2 separate regions of the Homo sapiens genome follow, and region 1 is linked to region 2. Evidence: chromatin loops called from intact Hi-C (ENCODE). Cell type or tissue: CD14-positive monocyte. All regions are shown on one strand. Each heading gives the region's core, and the rest is flanking DNA. Links, peaks and the distances in the headings are about the cores only.

Region 1 (10,404 bases), core at 2,405-10,404, 160 kb after region 2:
ATGGCTCACTGCAGCCTCAACCTCCTGGGCTCAAGTGATCCTCCCACCTCAGCCTCCCAAATAGCTGGGACTACAGGCACGTGCCATCTCACCCGGCTAATTTTTGTAGTTTTTGTAGAGATGAGGTCTCACTATGTTGCCCACGCTGGTCTTAAACTCCTGGGCTCAAATGATCCTCCCCCGCCTCGGTGTCCCAAAGTGTTGGGATTACAGGCTGAGCCACTGCGCCCGACTTGCTTGAAGTTTTGAGTCTTGTTTATTCTCTGGTCTATTTCAAGGCATATCTTTTCCTTCTTGGACAGGAATGCGGTGTCGCTCCTCCTTGATCTGCTTCCTGCGTGGTCAAATTTGCGTTACCACAAAAGAAAGACTGATGGCAAGACAATATTTTTGAAAATCCCTGAGCTATGTCCTAATTTTATTTTTTATTTTTTTGTTTTTGAGATGGACTTTCACTCTTGTTGCCCAGGCTGGAGTGCAATGGTGGGATCTTGGCTCACTGCAACCTCCACCTCCCGGGTTTAAGCGATTCTCCTGCCTCAGACTCCCGCGTATCTGGGATTACAGGCATGCGCTACCACGCCCAGCTAATTTTGTATTTTTAGTAGAGATGGGGTTTCACCTTGTTGGCCAGGCTGGTCTTGAACTCCTGACCTCAGGTGATCCACCCGCCTTGGCCTCCCAAAGTGCTGGGATTACAGACGTGAGCCATCGCACCGGGACATGTGCCCTAATTTTAATGCCTTAACTAAACAAAGTTGTGGTGATTCTATCCAAAACACTATAGTTTATTTTTCATTTTAAGTTTCTCTGACTTATGAAAATGAACCTTCCATTTTTTCACTTATTGTTTAGTTCTTCTGAATTGTTCCTATTGTCCTTTCATTTTTCCTTGGAGAAACTTTTGCTGACCAGCACAAGGGAAGTTAATATCAAGATTCAGATCCAGCTGCTGACATGAATAGATGCATAATTTCTCATCCTGCCTCCCTCTTACAAGAGTATCTTTTAACAAAATGGTTATTGCAATATTTCAAATGATGTAAATTCATCTCATGAATATTTCTAGAGAAATAGGATTTTATTTAATACATCTTTGTCCCACTGAACTCCCATTTCCACCAGAGGAGATTATGCAGTTTGGAAATAGAAAGTATCGGAGCTGTTACACTTAAAATGATATCGTATGACTTAAAAGGCACCGCTATGTTGCTCAGTAGTAGTAACATATTTTTGGATAGAAACTGAAGGTGTGGCCGGCCATGGTGGCTCATGCCTGTAATCTCAGCACTTTGGGAGGCCGACGTGGGTAGATCACTTGAACCCAGGAGTTTCAGACCAGCCTGGACAACATAGTGAGATCCTGTCTCTACAAAAAATACAAAAATTAGTCGGATGAGGTGGCGCACACCTGTAGTCCCAGCTACTCAGAAGGTTGAAATGGGAGGATCACTTGAGCCTGGGAGGTTGAGGCTGCAGTGAGCCGTGACTGCACCACTGCATTCCAGCCTGGGTGACAGAGCAAGACCCTGTCTCAAAAAAAAAGAAAAAATTGAAGGTGGGTGAGCTTCTGTCTTTCATACTTGCTATCTCTGAGTACTCGGACTTAACATCTGTAATTTGCCTTTAATGAACAATACTTTGATAACCTTTAATATTGTCTTTACATTAATATAAATTACGTGCTGAGTGCTGTACAAAAGACACTCATTGTATAGTGCTTCTGATGAACTTTATGGAGAAATGTAAAAATCTCACAGTGCCAGAAAGTAAAGATGTACTCAACAAAGGTGACAGGGCACAGCAGAAGGGCACAGGAGCCAACCCCAAAGGGCTCCCAAAGGCCAAAGCTGGAGCAATTCAAGCAACAAAATAATTAATGATTGTATTGGAAGAAAATTAATATCTTTGAGTCTATAGAAATACAACTAAATAACTGACTAGGGGAAAATATCAAGGAGAAGGGACAAGTCTTCCTTACAGAGGAATTCCAATTAAAGTGTAGGAGAAATGAGAGAAAGGGAAAAGCATCATTAGAACATCACAGTAACTGCTAATATAGGCATGATCCAACTACCGTTCACAAATGAGTGGGTGAAACTTTAAGGAGAAACAGAATATTTGCATAGCCTCAAAGTATTTTCCCTGAAATAAATATGTCTTCATATTTAAAATGGGGGAAATAGTAACTTTACTTGGAGAACTCTGGCAAACAGCACTTTTTTTTTTCTTTCTTTCTCTTTTATTATACTTTAAGTTGTGGGATACATGTGCAAAATGTGCAGGTTTGTTACATAGGTATACACGTGCCATGGTGGTTTGCTGCACCCATCAACCCGTCATCTATATTAGGTATTTCTCCTAAGGCTATCCCTCCCCTAGCGCCCCACTACCCAAGAGGCCCTGGTGTGTGATGTTCCCCTCCCTGTGTCCATGTGTTCTCATTGTTCAGCTCCCACTTGTGAGTGAGAACATGCAATGTTTGGTTTTCTGTTCCTATGTTAGTTTGCTGAGAATGATGGTTTCCAGCTTCATCCATGTCCCTGCAAAGACATGAACTCATCCTTTTTATGGCTGCATAGTATTCCATGGTGTATATGTGCCACATTTTCTTTATTCTATCATTGATGGGCATTTGGGTTGGTTCCAAGTCTCTGCTATTGTGAATAGTGCTTCTTTTGAGGAGTGTCTGTTCACTTTAAGCAAGCAGTCATGGCTCTGTGCTGATGGCTTTTTTTTTTTCTTTTTTTAGACAGGGTCTGACTCTGTCGCCCAAGCTGGAGTGAAATGATGTGATCTCCGCTCACTGTAACCTCTGCCTCCTGAGCTCAAGCTCAAGAGATTCATGTACCTCAGGTGTGCACCACCACACCCAGCTGATTTTTGTATTTTTAATAGAGATGGGGTTTTGCCATGTTGACCAGGCTGGTCTCGAACCCCTAGCTGAAGTGATCCACTTGCCTCAGCCTCCCAAAGTGCTGGGATTACAGGTGTGAGCCTGATGGTTTTGAGGCAGGCTTTTCCATTCCTCCTTTGCTTCATGCACACCAGGTTAAAGGTAACTGATGTCTAGATCAAAAGCCACAGAAATATTAATGACAAATGTCTTGCTCTATTATGTTTACCTGGCTTGATAGCCTCTCTTAGAATGACCCACTCCCTTCCCTCTTTTTCCTTTTCAGTAAATCTTTTTCAGCAAATCTAACAGGACTGGGTTCACCTGCTCTATAAAGATGAACAAACGAATCAAATCAGAGAAGTAGATCACTTATGAAACAGCTAAACCATGACCTTCTTTACAAGGTTTGTGGGAACGCCTCGCTTTGTAAACAAAGGAAAACACAAAGGAAGCAACTAGAAGGTGAGACGTGCATGTCCACAATGCTACAAAAATAGGATGTCCTCGTTTAAAAATCCAAAGAATGCCTGAGTAATCAACTCCCAAGCTGACTGGTCACACAAGCTTGTATCCAAAGTGCGCAAAAAGAGCCCTGGTGCACAGATGAACTTGCCAAGAACATTTTTCCATCCTTTTCCACAGCACTGCTTTGTCTAAGAAAATAGTAAATTGGGAGAATGGTCCCAGGAGATTAACAAAAAACATGGTTTCTACTGTTTTCTACCCATCCTGCTGGTTTCCTCCCCCACCAAAATCACAAGGGGTCATGTGTAAGGAACTACATTTTCACAATTAAAAGGCAAATCAAATGATAATCAAAAAAGTTCCCAAAGCACCAGACATTAAGATCATATGTGTGATATATATATTGTAATAAATGTTAACATTAAGCCAGGCATGGTGGCTCACGCCTGGAATCTCAGCACTTTGGGAGGCCTACCCAGGCAGATCACTTGAGGCCAGGAGTTCAAGACCAGCCTGGCCAACATGGTGAAACCCCGTCTTTACTAAAAATATGAAAATTAGCCGGATGTGGTGGTGCACGCACGTTAATTCCAGCTGCTGGGGAGGCTGAGGCAGAAGACTCGTTTGAACCCGGGAGGTACAGGTTGCAGTGAGCCGAGATTGTGCCACTGCACTCCAACCTGGGCAACAGAGCAAGACTCCGTCTAAATAAATAAATGTTAACATTAAATAGAACAATGGCATTTAACATAGGAATAAACTGTATCAACAGGCCAATTTTTAAAAATGGAAACTGATAAATTACTATGGGAGGCTTTTGATCTCATCGGTAATGAAAATTTAAAAGTAGGAATTGACTTGCAAACATAGTTTCTCTTTTTGTCCCAGAACCTTCGGGAGAAGCTAAGCTCAGGGGCTCCTTCACAGGCTGGGTTCCTTTGGAGCTCAGCCTCCAGGCTGCACAGACATTGGCCCGTGTTCCTGACAGAGGGAAGAACAAGTGAGGATGTGCAGAGTCTGCAGAACAGATGGCATTTTCAAGGGGTCTCCTGTGGAAGGGGCAGGAGTGTAGTGAAATGTCTGATTCTAAATGGTTTCTATGTCAGGGCCAGATCAAACAAGACCCTGCAGGCAATGGGTAGGAGCACAGGTTTCTTTTTTCTTTTCTTTTCTTTTCTTTTTTTTTTTTTTTTTGAGACAGAGTCTCACTCTGTTGTCCAGGCTGGAGTGAAGTGGCACAATCTCGGTTCACTGCAACCTCTGCCTCCTGGGTTGAAGCAATTCTCCTGCCTCAACCTCCCGAGTAGCTGGGATTACAGGTGTGCACCACCACACCTGGCTAATTTTCGTATTTTTAGTAGAGATGGGGTTTCACCATGTTGGCCAAGTTGGTCTCAAACTCCTGGCCTCAAGTGATCCACACACCTCGGCCTCACAAATGCTGGGATTACCAGTATGAGCCGCCGTGCCTGGCCTGGAGCACAGATTTCTAAGCAGGCTGTTTTTAGGGAGGTAACTGGTGAGCTCTGTGGAGAAAGGACTGGAGGAAGAGCTTGCAGGTGGGAGGCCAGCAACAGGCCAGAGGTGGTAAAGGCAAGAAATATGATGGCAATGATACTAACAAAGAGGAGAGGTTACATTCTAGAGCCATTTTTGAAATACATTTGACAGGCTCTGATGAGGCAGTGGATTTGACGAGAGGATAGGGAGCAAAGATGGAGGATTCAATAGAGATATTTTGTTAGTTGGCTTGGAAGTTGGATAGATAATGGAGTTTCAACTAAGTGGAGAAATCCACTAAGTGGAGAAGGAAGTTTTTGTTGGGGTAGGGATGTGGAGGAGATAATGAATTCAAATTTGAATGTTATTAAGAGCGAATACAGCCAGGCTCGGTAGCTCATGCCTGTAATCTCAACACTTTGGGAGGGCAAGGTGGGTGGATCGCTTGAGTCCAGGAATTCAAGACCAGCCTGGGCAACACAGCGAAACCCTGTCTCTACAAAAACAAAAACAAAAAAATGCAAAAATTAGCCAGGCATGCTGGCGTGTGCCTGTAGTCCCAGCTACATGGGAGGCTGAGGTGGGAGGATCACTTGAGCCTGGGAGTTTGAGGCTGCAGTGAGCCAAGATTGCACCACTGCACTCCAGCCTGGGTGACCGAGCAAGACTTTGTCTCAAAAAAAAAAAAAAAAATGAATACAAAAGGGAATGAAGTACTGATTTATGCCACAACATGGTTGACCCTTGAAAATATGATGCTAAGTGACAGAAGCCAGTTGTCGAAAGCCACCTATTATATGGTTCCATGTATATGAGATTTCTGGAACAGGCAAATCCATAGAGACAGAAAGTAGGCTAGTGGTTGTCAGGGGCTGGGGGAATTGAGGAGTGACAGCTAATGGGTACAGGGTTTCATTTTGCGGTGACAAAACGTTCTAAAATTGATTGTGTTGATGGTTCCACAACTCTGTGAATATACTAAAAACTGTTGAATTATACATTTTAAAATGGGTGAATTGCCAGGCACAGTGGCTCACACCTATAATCCTAGCACTTTGGGAGGCCGAGACGGGTGGATTGCCTGAGGTCAGGAGTTTGAGACCAGTCTGGCCAACATGGTGAAACCCTGTCTCTACCAAAAATACAAAAATTAGCTGGGCATGGTGGTGTGCGCCTGTAGTCCCAGCTACTCGGGAGGCTGAGGCAGAAGAATCACTTGAACCCAGGAGGCAGAGGTTGCAGCAAGCCGAGATTGCACCACTGCACTCCAGCCAGGCAAAAGAGCGAGACTCCGTCTCAAAAAAAAAAAAAAAAAAAGTTAATTATGTGATATGCAAATTATATCTCAATAAAAGCTGTTAAAGATTTTAAAAGAGTGATCATGGTTACAGCATTTCAGTATGGGAAGATGCAAATGTTCTGGAGATGGATGGTTGTGATGGTCGCACAACAATGTGAATGTATTTAATGCCACTGAACTGTACATTAATAAATGGTTAAAATGGCAAATTTTGTTATGTATATTTTAGTACCAAAAGAGAATGAATACATATGTGATTGGTGGGTTATATGGGGCTGGGTGGGGACGATATTCCCTGTGTTTTAACTCCTCCAATAATACCCCCACACTGCTTCCCAAACAGGAAATCAGAATTACAATAACCACCACCCCATCACCTCGGGGTTCAGAGAAACCAAGACCAGTGGCCTGAGCTGACGGTGAAACGCCACAGCCATCCCCTAGATTGTGAAGGCCCCAAAGCAGACAGCCAACCTCAGATGCATCCTCAAGCCCGAGGCTATGGGACTTAATTGAAAAGTCTCTGAACCAGGCGGTCACTTAATAAGAGATGGCACAACCCTTTTCTAGCACGACTTCTTATTAAATAGAGTCAGTCAAATCAAGTTCCTCTTCTCAAAAATAATTACAGACCAGCCAGAGGCAAAAGTGGGAAGTAAGTCAAGTTCATCTTCTTTGTTTTGCTTGCCAGCCCTGGGTTAAGGATTCTATTCCCCAGCTGAAGTTTTCTTTTCTGGACCACAGAAGCTCTCAAAGTGTGGTCCCCAGCCCAGCAGCAGCAGCATGTGGGAACCTGTTAGAGATGCACGCTGGGGACCCCGCCCCAGGCCTTCCGGGTCAGGAACTCTGGGGCTGGGACCCAGTAACCTGTGTTTTGATCAGCAGCTCAAGTGTGAGAATCCCCGCTGTACCTCAACTCCTCAGAGCCAAGGTGAACGCTCTGTCATCTGATGAACTGCTTGGTCCTTGGCAATGAAAACGGGCTCAAGGGAGCTACCAGTGAGGCATAGCCCTGAACTGGTAAAACTGACTTGATGTTTTGCGATATATATTCATATCATTATCATTAGAAAAGTAATCTCTGCTCAGTATTTTAAAAAATAAAACAGGCCAGGCACAGTGGCTCATGCCTGCAATCCAAGCACTTTGGGAGACTGAGGCAGGAGGATTGCTTAAGCCTAGGAGTTTAAGACCAGCCAGGACAACATAGTGAGATCCCATCTCTACAAAAATAAAATAATAAAAAATCAGCCAAGCATGGTGGCACGCACCTGCAGTCCCAGCTACTCGGGAGGCTGAGGTGGGAGGACTGCTTGCGCCTAGGAGGTCGAGGCTGCAGTGAACCATGATCACATCACTGTCCTCCAGCTTGAGTGACAGAACAAGACCCTGTCCCAAAAATAAACTAAACTAAAATAAAATATTAAGGATACAGTGTATAAGGTGAAAATCTTCCATCATCTCACAATTACCAATTACTGCAGAGATAATTGATAATCACTGTTAACTCTTGAAGGAATATTCTTCCAGACATTTTTTAAAGTGTGTAATGATACTAAGATATATGATGATTTCCACCTATTATCACTGTAATTTTTTGGAGCTAGTAATTCCTCTTTAGTGCTCTAATGATGGAAATTGAGAACACTGAAGAGGGGGTACTATTTTCCCTGGAGGACTCTCAAATCACCTTTTTCTTTTTTCCTAAATTTGAATGCATTTCATAATCTTCTTCTGGGAAGAAATTAGAATTCCTGAAAAAATGCTAAAGCAATTCTCTGATACTCTTTAATGAGATTAAGCCCTTGTCGGGGAGACTGCTCCCTCCACCCCCTGCCCCCGTCTCAGCTGACCTAAGGTCAGAAGTCTAGTGATGTTTAGCCAGACATTCTTTCACCTTGTGTCCAGTCTGACAATGATCATCTAACCATTCACTTCCCAGAAAATGTCCCAACCAAGGGGGAATAAGAGGGAATCTTGGGGCTGGGTGCGGTAGCTCATGCCTGTAACCTCAGCACTTTGGGAGGCCAAGGCGGGTAGATCCCCTGAGGTCAGGGGTTCAAGACCAACCTGGCCAACACGGCGAATCCCTGTATCTACTAAAAATACAAAAAAACTAGCCAGGCATGGTGGTGGGCACCTGTAATCCCAGCTACTTGGGAGGCTGAGGCAGGAGAATTGCTTGAACCCGGGAGGCGGAGGTTGCAGTGAGCTGAGATCGTGCTACTGCACTCCAGCCTGGGCGATAGAGACTCTGTCTCAAGAAAAGAAAAAAAAAAAAAGGGGGGGAATCTTGAAACAAAACTTTGACTTTGACATGTGTTCATAATTAAATTTTCTGAAAAGTTTTATATACGCCTCAGTCTTTCATAACTATAAACAACACACACAAAAACTATCAGATATGGACTAGACCTTTTCTCAGTGCCTGAATAAAGGAATGAAAAGGTTTGACCTGCCACAAAATAGTGTTATGGGTCTTTTGAAAGTCTCTCTGGGCAAAAAGGATAATCTTAAGATAACAATCGCTACCATTTATGGAGGAGGGGGCTGCGATACTCTTATCTGCTTTTAAATTCTCACAACAGTGTCAGTTATATGTTAGTATTAACATTGTACAAGGGAAGGAACTCAGGTTCCGAGAGGCTAAATGTCATGCCCAATCAATGTTCTTTAGCAGGAGAGAGCAGGCTTGGGAATGTAAAGTCAGCTGTGTCTGATTCCATTAGAAATGATGACATCGTCTGAAATTGGACAAAACAGCTCATTTGTTTTCATGGTTTAGAACTCTATTCAATGGTCTTAATATAAAATGTCAATGGATCTTCGTGAGTGTTTTGCTTGGTATGAAATCTGTATACACATAAAATGCTCATGGTATAACACTAAGTGATAAAACGGCTACACACACATCCCCAGTTGCTTTTTTTTGTTTGTTTGTTTGAGACAAGGTCTCACTCTGTCACCCAGACTGGAGTACAGTGGTATGATCTTGGCTCACTGCAACCTCTGCCTCCCGATTTCAAGCAATTCTCCCGCCTCAGCCTGCCAAGTAGCTGGGATTATAGGCGCATGCCACTACCGCCCGGCTAATTTTTGTGTTTTTAGTAGAGACAGGGTTTCACCATGTTGGCCAGGTTGGTCTTGAACTCCTGACCTCAAATGATCCACCTGCCTTAGCCGCCCAAAGTGCTGGGATTACAGGCATGAGCCGCCCGCCCCCCAGTTGCCTTTTTTTTTTTTTTTTGAGACGGAGTCTCACTCTGTCGCCCAGGTTGGAGTGCAATGGCGTGATCTCGGCTCACTACAACCTCCTCCTCTCAGGTTCACGCCATTCTCCTGCCTCAGCCTCCCCAGTAGCTGGGACTACAGGTGCCCGCCACCAGGCCTGGCTAATTTTTTTATTTTTACTTTTAGTAGAGACGGGGTTTCACTGTGTTACCCAGAATGGTCTCGATCTCCTGACCTCATAATCGGCCCACCTCAGCCTCCCACAATGCTGGGATGACAGGTGTGAGCCACCGCGCCCAGCTCCCAGTTGCCTTTTAACTTAAAAAATACATTAAAAGCTTTGCAAGCAAATACTCCAAAAGGTTAAAAGGTCATCCTAAAGCCATGCGGCTGTTGTTGATCCGTTTTCCTTCTATTTTCTGAGCCAGCAGAGCATAGAGGTGTCTATGCCACCAGCCTGGGCATGATGAGTTTAGGCTTCACCTGGTACTAGCTGCTGTGCAACCTTGGTAGGTTTCTTTTTTTTATTGCTGTTGTTGTTATTGAGATAGGGCCTCACTCTGTCACCCAGGCTGGAGTGCAGTGGTGCAATCATGGCTCACTGCAGCCTCCACCTCCTGGGCTTAAGCAATCCTCCCACTTCAGCCTCCCAAGTAGCTGGGACTACAGGCACCCGCCACCATGCCTGGCTAATTTTCATATTTCTTTGTAGAGACGGAGATCTTACTATGTTGCCCAGGCTGGTCTCGAACTCCTAGGCTCAAGCGATCCTCCTACCTGGACCTCCCAAAGTGTTGGGATTACAGGTGTGAGCCACTGCATCTGGCCAGGAGGTTTCTTAACCTGTGACTCAGGTTCCCCATCTGTAAAATGGGGAGAATAGTGCCTACTTCATAGGGTTGTCTTGAGGCAATAATGTGCTAATGCTTGTAAAGTGCCCAGGATAGTGACCGGCACTGTTCCAGGTTTTCTTTAAAGAGCATAATTTTAATAATGGGAAAGGTTGCTT
Region 2 (8,000 bases), core at 1-8,000:
ATCCACTGGTGGACATTTGGGTTGTTGCCACTGTTTGGCTATTATGAATAATGCTGCTATGAACATTCATGTACAGTTATGTGTGGACATATATGTTTTCATTTTTCTAGAGTCTGGAATACTGGGTCATATGGGTGACTGTTCTCCAAAGTGGCTGTACCATTTTACATTTCCACCAGCAGTGGGTGAGTTGTTCATACTATTCCCTTACAATCCTTTTAATTTCTCTTAAGATTGGTAGTGATGTTCGCGCTTTAACTCCTCATATAGTAACTGAAATCTTCTCTCCTTTTTTCTTGATCAGTGTAGATAAGGTTTATCAAGTTTGTTGATCATTTCTAAGGATCAACTATTTGTTTCATTGATTTTCTATAGTTTTTCGATTCTCTATTTCATTTATTTCCACTGTAACCTTTATCATTTCCTTCTTTCTGCTTGCTTTGAGTTTAGCTTGCTTTTCTTTTCTAGTTTCTTAAAGTAGAAAGTAGAAAGGCTATTAATTTGAGATCTGTCTTCTTTTTGTACATAGGCATTTGCAGCTGTCAGTTTCACTTGAAACACTGCTTTAGCCACAGGCAGTACATTTTTGTATGTCATGTTTTCATTTTCATTAATTTCAAAGTATTTTAAAATTTCCCTTGTGAATTCTTCTTTGGCTCATTGGTTATTTAGGAGCATACTGCTTAATTTCTATGTAATTGTGAATTTCCCCAATTTCCTTCTATTGTTGATTTCTAATTTAATTCCATTGTGATTGGAGAATATACTTCGTATGATTTTAATCCTTCTAAATTTACTGAGACTCCTTTTTTTTGGCGGGGGGGGGGGGTGGGGGGGACGGATTCTTGCTCAGTTGCCCAGGCTGGAGTGCAGCGGCGCGATCTCGGCTCACTGCAAGCTCCGCCTCCCGGGTTCACGCCATTCTCCTGCCTCAGACTTTCAAGTAGCTGGGACTACGGGAGCCCGCCACCATGACCGGCTAATTTTTTTGTGTTTTTAATAAAGACGGGGTTTCACTGTGTTAGCCAGGATGGTCTCAATCTCCTGACCTTGTGATCCACCCGCCTCGGCCTCCCAAAGTGCTGGAATTATAGGCGTGAGCCACCGCACCTGGCCACTGAGACTTCTTTTACAGCCTAGCATATGGTCCATCCTGGAGAAGGTGCCATGTGCATGTGATCACAGGTTGTTTCATGAAAACACGTTTTATTATTTTCCATAAATCTCTAATTCCTTCCCAATGCTCTGGGGTCTTACTAGCAGTTTACTACTTTTAATAGCAATTACTACTGTATTCAGTGAGTGACACCCTACCCCACTTCACTCTATTGCCTCCCTATCCCAAAACCTATTTTCTTTACTCATTTTTAATCTTCACAATTGCCCTGAAGGAATTAACAAGAGCATTTCCTTGTTTTACAAATGGGAAACCTGGAAACACAGGGGGAATCTGCAACTTGTCTAAAGTGCTGCAGAAGCTGTGGAGGTGCAGCAGGAGTGGTCTGGGTCCTCCCAACAGCCATCCTCCCTGCAATAAGGTCCTGCTGCCACTGAACCTATTCAGGTCTCCAGAGAAACACAAATGCGACAAGCAGGCTAGTCCTCCTCAAATGCTCTTTTTCATGCACAGGCACATGCAGAGGAAGCTTCTGGCTGGTCTCTCTTTCCCTTCCTGGTTGAAACAATGAGGGCAGCCCACCTGGCACTGCAGCTGGGCCCGCTGTTGGCCTAATCATGAGTTAGGGAGGTGGGCCATGAAATGTCCTCATTGTTTGGGTACAACAGTCTTAAGGCTTCAGAAGCACAAAAAGCCAAGAATCCAAAGACTAAGCTGAGGCTGCACATGGCATCAGAGAGACCAGGCTGTGATGACAGATCAACAGATATAATTAGAAGAAAATGCCCCTTTTCCAGAGCTTACTGCAAGTGAATATAGCTGCTGTCCCCATATAATGCAACAAATGCAACCAGCACCTAAATATCATCTACCTCTAATTACTTTTTTTTTTTTTTTTTTGAGACGGGTTCTCGCTCTGTCACCCAGGCTGGAGTGCAGTGGTGCGATTTCAGCTCACTGCAACCTTCACTTCCGAGGCTCAGACAATCCTCCCACCTCAGCCTCCCAAGTGGCTGGGACTACATGCACACGCTGCCATGCCCGGCTAATTTTTGTATTTTTTATAGAGACTATAAAACATCTCACCATGTTGCCCCGGCTGGTCTTGAACTCCTGGGCTTAAGAGATCCTCCAGCTTTGCCCTCCCAAAGTGTTGGGATTACAGGTGTAAGTCATCACACCTGGCCTGATTACCTTTCATTAATCTAGCAGTTCCCTACCCAGAAAAACTTCCCTTTGGAAAGGAGGCTCCCACGTGGGGCTTAGCCAAGGCCAGAGCCAAGGAGTGTCCTTTTCAATTCCCTGGGCAGAGGCTCCATGTTCGTTCGCCTGGGATGTCAATAAGTGGGTCCCTCTGTAACCTCTGTAACTCTGTGATTCCAGAATTCTAAAAAGGCAGGCTATGTGGTTTTTCCTCACAACCCCACATGTGGATTTATTACTTGAACTCAAATGCCAGCCTGTTTCACTAGTAGGGAGAGAAGAAGGCTCTTCTTTATAAACGTTCAGTGTTTTAATGGCATCGGGAAAAGCTAAGACTTCTGTCTTTCAGTCAAAGCAAGTAGAGAAGGCAATGAGACTATGTTGACTATGTAGAGACTGTCATCATAATAAAAACCACCTCTGGAATCGCAGGTTCCATCGTGATCCAAGTCCCAGGTAGACCTGAACACCCTGGCCTCACCAGTTGCTAGGTTGGGTCCCCTCAGCCTGCTTTTCATGCCAAAGCCCAGACTAGGACTTCCACTCATGTGTCTAAGCCTCATTCTTAGATACAAGGACCCAAGAAATGATCAGAGGGAAAATTCCCTTTCAGCTTGTCACTTGAAAAACTACCAAGAGGACTGGCTTTCAAGTTTCAGATTCAAAGAATGTTCTCCTAGCATCATCTAACTCATGTTTTTTGACAGCGCAGGCTTAAGAAGCCTCGCCAGTCATTTCTCTGAGTGCCAGCACCACCATCTCCACTCACTTACTCAAACATTTCCCATGAGAGGTGGAACCTGAAGATTATCTTGGGGATGCTTACAGAGCTCCTTGTCCTGTATCTTAAAGCCCAACATATCCCAAAGTGGAGTCTTAACTAGTATCCAATAACATGCAGTTCCATGATCAAAGATAAGCAGGTCTCCTTACCATAGGCCATCTGAGAGCCTGTACTATGCTAATGTGCTTGTCAGTCTCCAAGATGGTGTTAGTGCTGCAGCTGAAATTTGACGAGAGAGGCAATTTTCTCTCCCCGCTTGTCTGCCTGTCTCTCCCCGCATCCCTCCTTTGTGGAATAGTCAGAAGGGCTATAATTCCATACAACACACACTGAGAAATGCTGGGCTGGTTTCTATCTGAGCATGTCACGCTTGGTGCAAGGTCTCGTCACTAGTAGATGGAAATATACAATAGGACCCACTTTCACGACATGCCTCATACAAACGTGGGCACACTAAGATCCAACTCAGGCCTTGTGAAAATAAGCACCATATACAATGGTGCAATGTGATTGAACCCAAAGCTATCCTCAGAGCCTAGTGTACTGTGTGGAGCTTGCACAGTTCCAGCATTCTATACTGTGTGAATTATAAACTCCTCTGCAACATGAGCAAACTTCAGTGGGCACCGATTATACGGACTCTGACTTTTACAAAGGTACTTAAGGATTCATGTCAGCAATGCAAAAAAAAAAAAAAAAAAAAAAGAAGTCAGACTTGGCCAGGCACAGTGGCTCACGCCTGTAATCCCAGCACTTTGGGAGGCCGAGGCTGGGGGATGACTTGAGGTCAGGAGTTCAAGACCAGCCTGACCAACATGGCGAAATCCCGTCTCTACTAAAAATACAAAAATTGGCCGGGCATGGTGGCAGGTGCCTGTAGTCCCAGCTACTCAGGAGGCTGAGGCAGGAGAATGGCTTGAACCCGGGAGGCGAAAGTTGCAGTGAGCCGAGATCATGCCACTGTACTCCAGCCTAGGGGATAGAGCGAGACTCTGCCTCCAAGAAAAAAAAAAAAAAAAAAAAAAAAAGACTTATATGTGCCTTATGCAGAGAGTTTGGAACTCTGAATGCATTATTCCCATAGAAGCAAAGTTATAAATGGTGATTAAGTTCCCAGACTGACCCACAATGCAGCTAAAATAAGTCATATCTGCAATATTATCAACAACTAAAAACTGAAAAATAATGAGAATAAAAGACATTTTTATTTATCAAAAATACTTATGCTCAGTGACATACCAAGCGGGGGCAGTCTGTGCCCAGGCAAGAAGGGGGCTGCCTGTAGAGAATTCACAAACAATAATGAAACAACAATGAAGCCAAAAAGTTAGTTGGCTTTTTACTTTCGCCACCTGCTGACAATTGAAAACAACATTGGTAATAAAATATTGCTCCTTTGAGGAAAAATGGGTTCAACAAAAAGTGAAGAAGAAGTAGATAAGGGTACTTGGAGCTATTAGGCAGGAGATTTTGGCATACATACCTACAGGGATTTCAGTGTGATTCTTTATTTTGTCCAAATTAATATCTATATCTAGAGTCATGCCTATGGGAGTCCTTTTTTTTTTTTAATCCTCATTAACAATAATCCTGGTCCATAGGGGTATCACAGATAGAACAAGGATCAGGACACAGATTATATGAGTTCAAAGAGCAATTCTTAGGCGAAAAAGCAAAAGGGCTAAAAAAATCCATAAGTAATGTGAGAAGCCGTGGGTCTGGGATGGAACTGCACAAATAGTGAACACTGAGTCAGAGGAATCAAAGGCATCCTCCATCAAGATTCTCCCAAGGAGAAGGAAAAGGTGGGCAGAAAGAGGAGTTTCCTAGGAGAGCCACCAGGTGGAGCCACCACCACAAACCCACTTCATGGCTTGTCCTCTGGGTGGATTTGGGCGGACACCAGCAGGAGTATGGCGGGAGTCTTAAACCCATGACTAACCCATGGGAGACTCATTAGTGTTAATGCCTTGAAATCAGAAGACACAGAGATAGAAAGGAGATTAAACATAACAGAAAAAAAAATCTAAAAACCGATTTTATCAATGACCCACACATAATCGCAACATGATGGCTATACCCTCCTATGTAGTTCTTACCATGCATTTCACCACCCCTCACTCTAGGCTCAATAGGTTCAGAAAATAACATGAAAAAGGGTAACACACACTCCAACATCAATTGCTGGTGCTAACAACGCAGTGTCCCAATAAAACTTGCCAGAAATGCAGTCAGGGATCAGTTAGTTTAAAAGACTTCTTTAAAGGCTCTTGACTCCAGAGCTTTTGAGAATGAAGGCCCACTGGAAAATAAGACTATAGATGCGTATACAGATACATTCACACAGACGTATATATTACTGAATGACTATGTATCATATCTATCCCCATTCACTGCCAGATCGCCAGATTTTCATTTCCCCTGGGAAAGACCAGCTCAGGTGATAGCCAAGAGCTTCTACACAACAGTAATGTCTTCTGTTAACTCTTATTCTATCTGTCCATAAACACCAGCTCCTTAAGTCAAATAAACAGGCAATCTTGAAACTCAAAGAAAAGTCTGACCCCAAATGGCACATTTTCAGATTCCCAGTTAACTGGCAAGAATTCACATTTATTTCTCCAATAGAAAATTTGAAAGAAACAAAGTCTCATCTCTACAAACAAACCCCCAGATCTCACATTTACCTTAAACAACAAACCACTGGCAAACCAAAGAGGTTGACATTTTCTTTACTAAGGACATACTTCTTTCCATCCTTTGTTAACAGTTTCATTTCTGCCAAAGAGCTCACGGCCTATCAAGATCCACGCCACCGCCTTGGCGCCATGAGAAGCATTCCAGGCCCTCACACTAAAAGCTAGAAAAAACGTTTCCCCTTCAGGGGAAGTGGGGAAAGGACGGGCAGTCACTTAGATCTGTTTAGGGCTTGGAATGACCAGTGCTGAAACTATGAGAAGAAAGGTAAACATTAAGCAACATTCTTCTGACAGCTACAGGTAGCAGACCAAACTGGAGAGCCCTTCCATGTGGCAAACACGAGGTCCATATTAATGTGGAAGAACTTCTGCACTAACTTTTAAAGCAACAGTGTGTCACCAGAGGAAGAGCAGCCGTTGATCCCTCTGTTAAGGAAAACTTTTGAATGGAACCCGTCTGAAGGATTAAACACACCAGAAATGAACCCACAGAGCAATGTTCTACAATCAGTCATACCCACATATCAATTCAGAGAGCAACCCTCCCCCATCTTAACTTGAATCTCATGAGACAGACGATCTCACCTCGTAGCATCAGAGCTAGACCTGTTACAAATAACATCTTTTAAACCGTCAGATCTTTCAGCATTAATCTCTGGAAGGGGCAGTAAAATGCAAATGCATAAAAAACCTTAAATAAAGATGGTAAAAGCAGTTTATCTTTGGGAAGGCAGATGCCAAAGTAGCAGAGCGACTTAAAAAGGTAACTATAAAATACATTTTGTATCAGGAGAGCATAATAATATAGCAAAAAATAGTAAATGTGCAAAATACAATAGAGACTTACCAAACACTGAATTCATGATAAACTGGAAATAGAAACAAGGACATATAAAGCCAACCAGAAACCCACGGAGTGGCTTCACATTCAGAATGACAGAAGTAAATACAAGACACATCCCCACCTTGCCATCAAAATGATATAAGAAACGTGCAGCACTTTCTCAACGTTTCCCAAGGGATACAACAGACTGAGTTACTTGCAGGCAGGACTGGCTGGTGTTTTTCCAGTCTTTATCTGCCCCATCACCAAGCACAAGGGCAGATGCATAGTGGGCATGCACTAAACATGTACTATTGAATGTTCATGGGTGTCTACCAAAAAGTGAGGAAGGAACAATGTCCAAAATTCCAGGCAACAGGAGAGGTTCAGAGAGAGGCAGAGATACATCTTCTCTGCATGCACTGTTAACAGTGCAAACGAGAACCCTGAGATGGAACCTGGTCCTCACACGGGCCAGCAGGGTATTGATGACAGCCTGGATACTTAACTGATCACATGAATAAAGTTAGCCAGGAAATCCTTCTAAGGATCAAATAATTTTTTCTTTTTTTTGTTTTTTGTTTTGAGATAGGGTCTCACTCTGGCACCCAGGCTGGAGTGCAGTGGCGCTATCACAGCTCACTGCAGCCCCGACCTTCTGGGCTTAAGTGATTCTCCCACCTCAGCCTCTTGAGTAGCTAAGACTACAGGTGCATGCCACCACACCCAGCTAATTGTTTTATTTTTTTTAGAGATGGGGTCTTGCTATGTTGCCCAGGCTGGTCTTGAGCTCCTGGACTCAAGCAATCCTCTCACCTCAGCCTTCCAGAGTGCTGGGATTACAGGAATGAGTCACTGTGTCCAGCTTGATTTTTTTATTTCATTTTTAATTCAAGTAGGTAAGAGTCTATATTCAAATGGACAAAAATCCACTGTTCATTTTCAAGAACCTATTTAGGATATATGCTAACTGTTCAAACTTCCGTTTTATTCAATTTTTCTTCTAAACTCAACATTTGAATGCGTTTTTTTTGTTTGTTTGTTTGTTTGTTTTTTGAGATGGAGTTTCACTCTTGTTGCCCAGGCTGGAGTGGCACAATCTCGGCATTTGAATGCTTTTTTAAAAAAGTCTCTATATATCAATGCTCCAATTTAGGAGGGCCCATCATTCTCTTTTATGGGTTTAATGATAGAAGAAACAAAAGAATCAATCATTCTTTGAAGAAAACATACAACTCTTTTCTGTCTGGTTCATCAAGAGAATGACATTTGGCTCCAAGTAAAGTTTTCACATTTTCTGGCTTAACTCATCGATATACTGGAGTCTGGGATAACTTCAGAACATACAACATCCATGCTGCAAGTTTAAATGAA

The links. Hi-C counts contacts between places; a loop is a spot of excess contacts. Peaks named below come from ENCODE experiments on the same cell type or tissue, not always from the same donor. Only the 100,000 strongest peaks of a DNase experiment are listed, where the experiment ranks them.
Region 1: a loop joins it to region 2, with 3.0 times the contacts of the local background. A loop is called at or near these places in 80 of 110 quality-filtered maps.

The regions. Positions count from the first base shown.
Region 1 is chrX:19,890,530-19,900,933 of GRCh38, forward strand. No RefSeq gene overlaps it. Among named protein-coding and RNA genes, the nearest start is that of SH3KBP1, 8.1 kb to the left of the region's middle. In CD14-positive monocyte, for the core only: no CTCF peak of the experiment used is centred there; a DNase peak (open chromatin) is centred at 6,782.
Region 2 is chrX:19,734,908-19,742,907 of GRCh38, forward strand. The region is part of intron 3 of SH3KBP1 (SH3 domain containing kinase binding protein 1); the gene reads right to left. Among named protein-coding and RNA genes, the nearest start is that of SH3KBP1, 150 kb to the right of the region's middle. RefSeq lists an enhancer at 1,462-1,551. In CD14-positive monocyte, for the core only: CTCF peaks have their summits at 4,947 (motif pointing right) and 5,149; a DNase peak (open chromatin) is centred at 4,964; H3K27ac peaks cover 914 bases.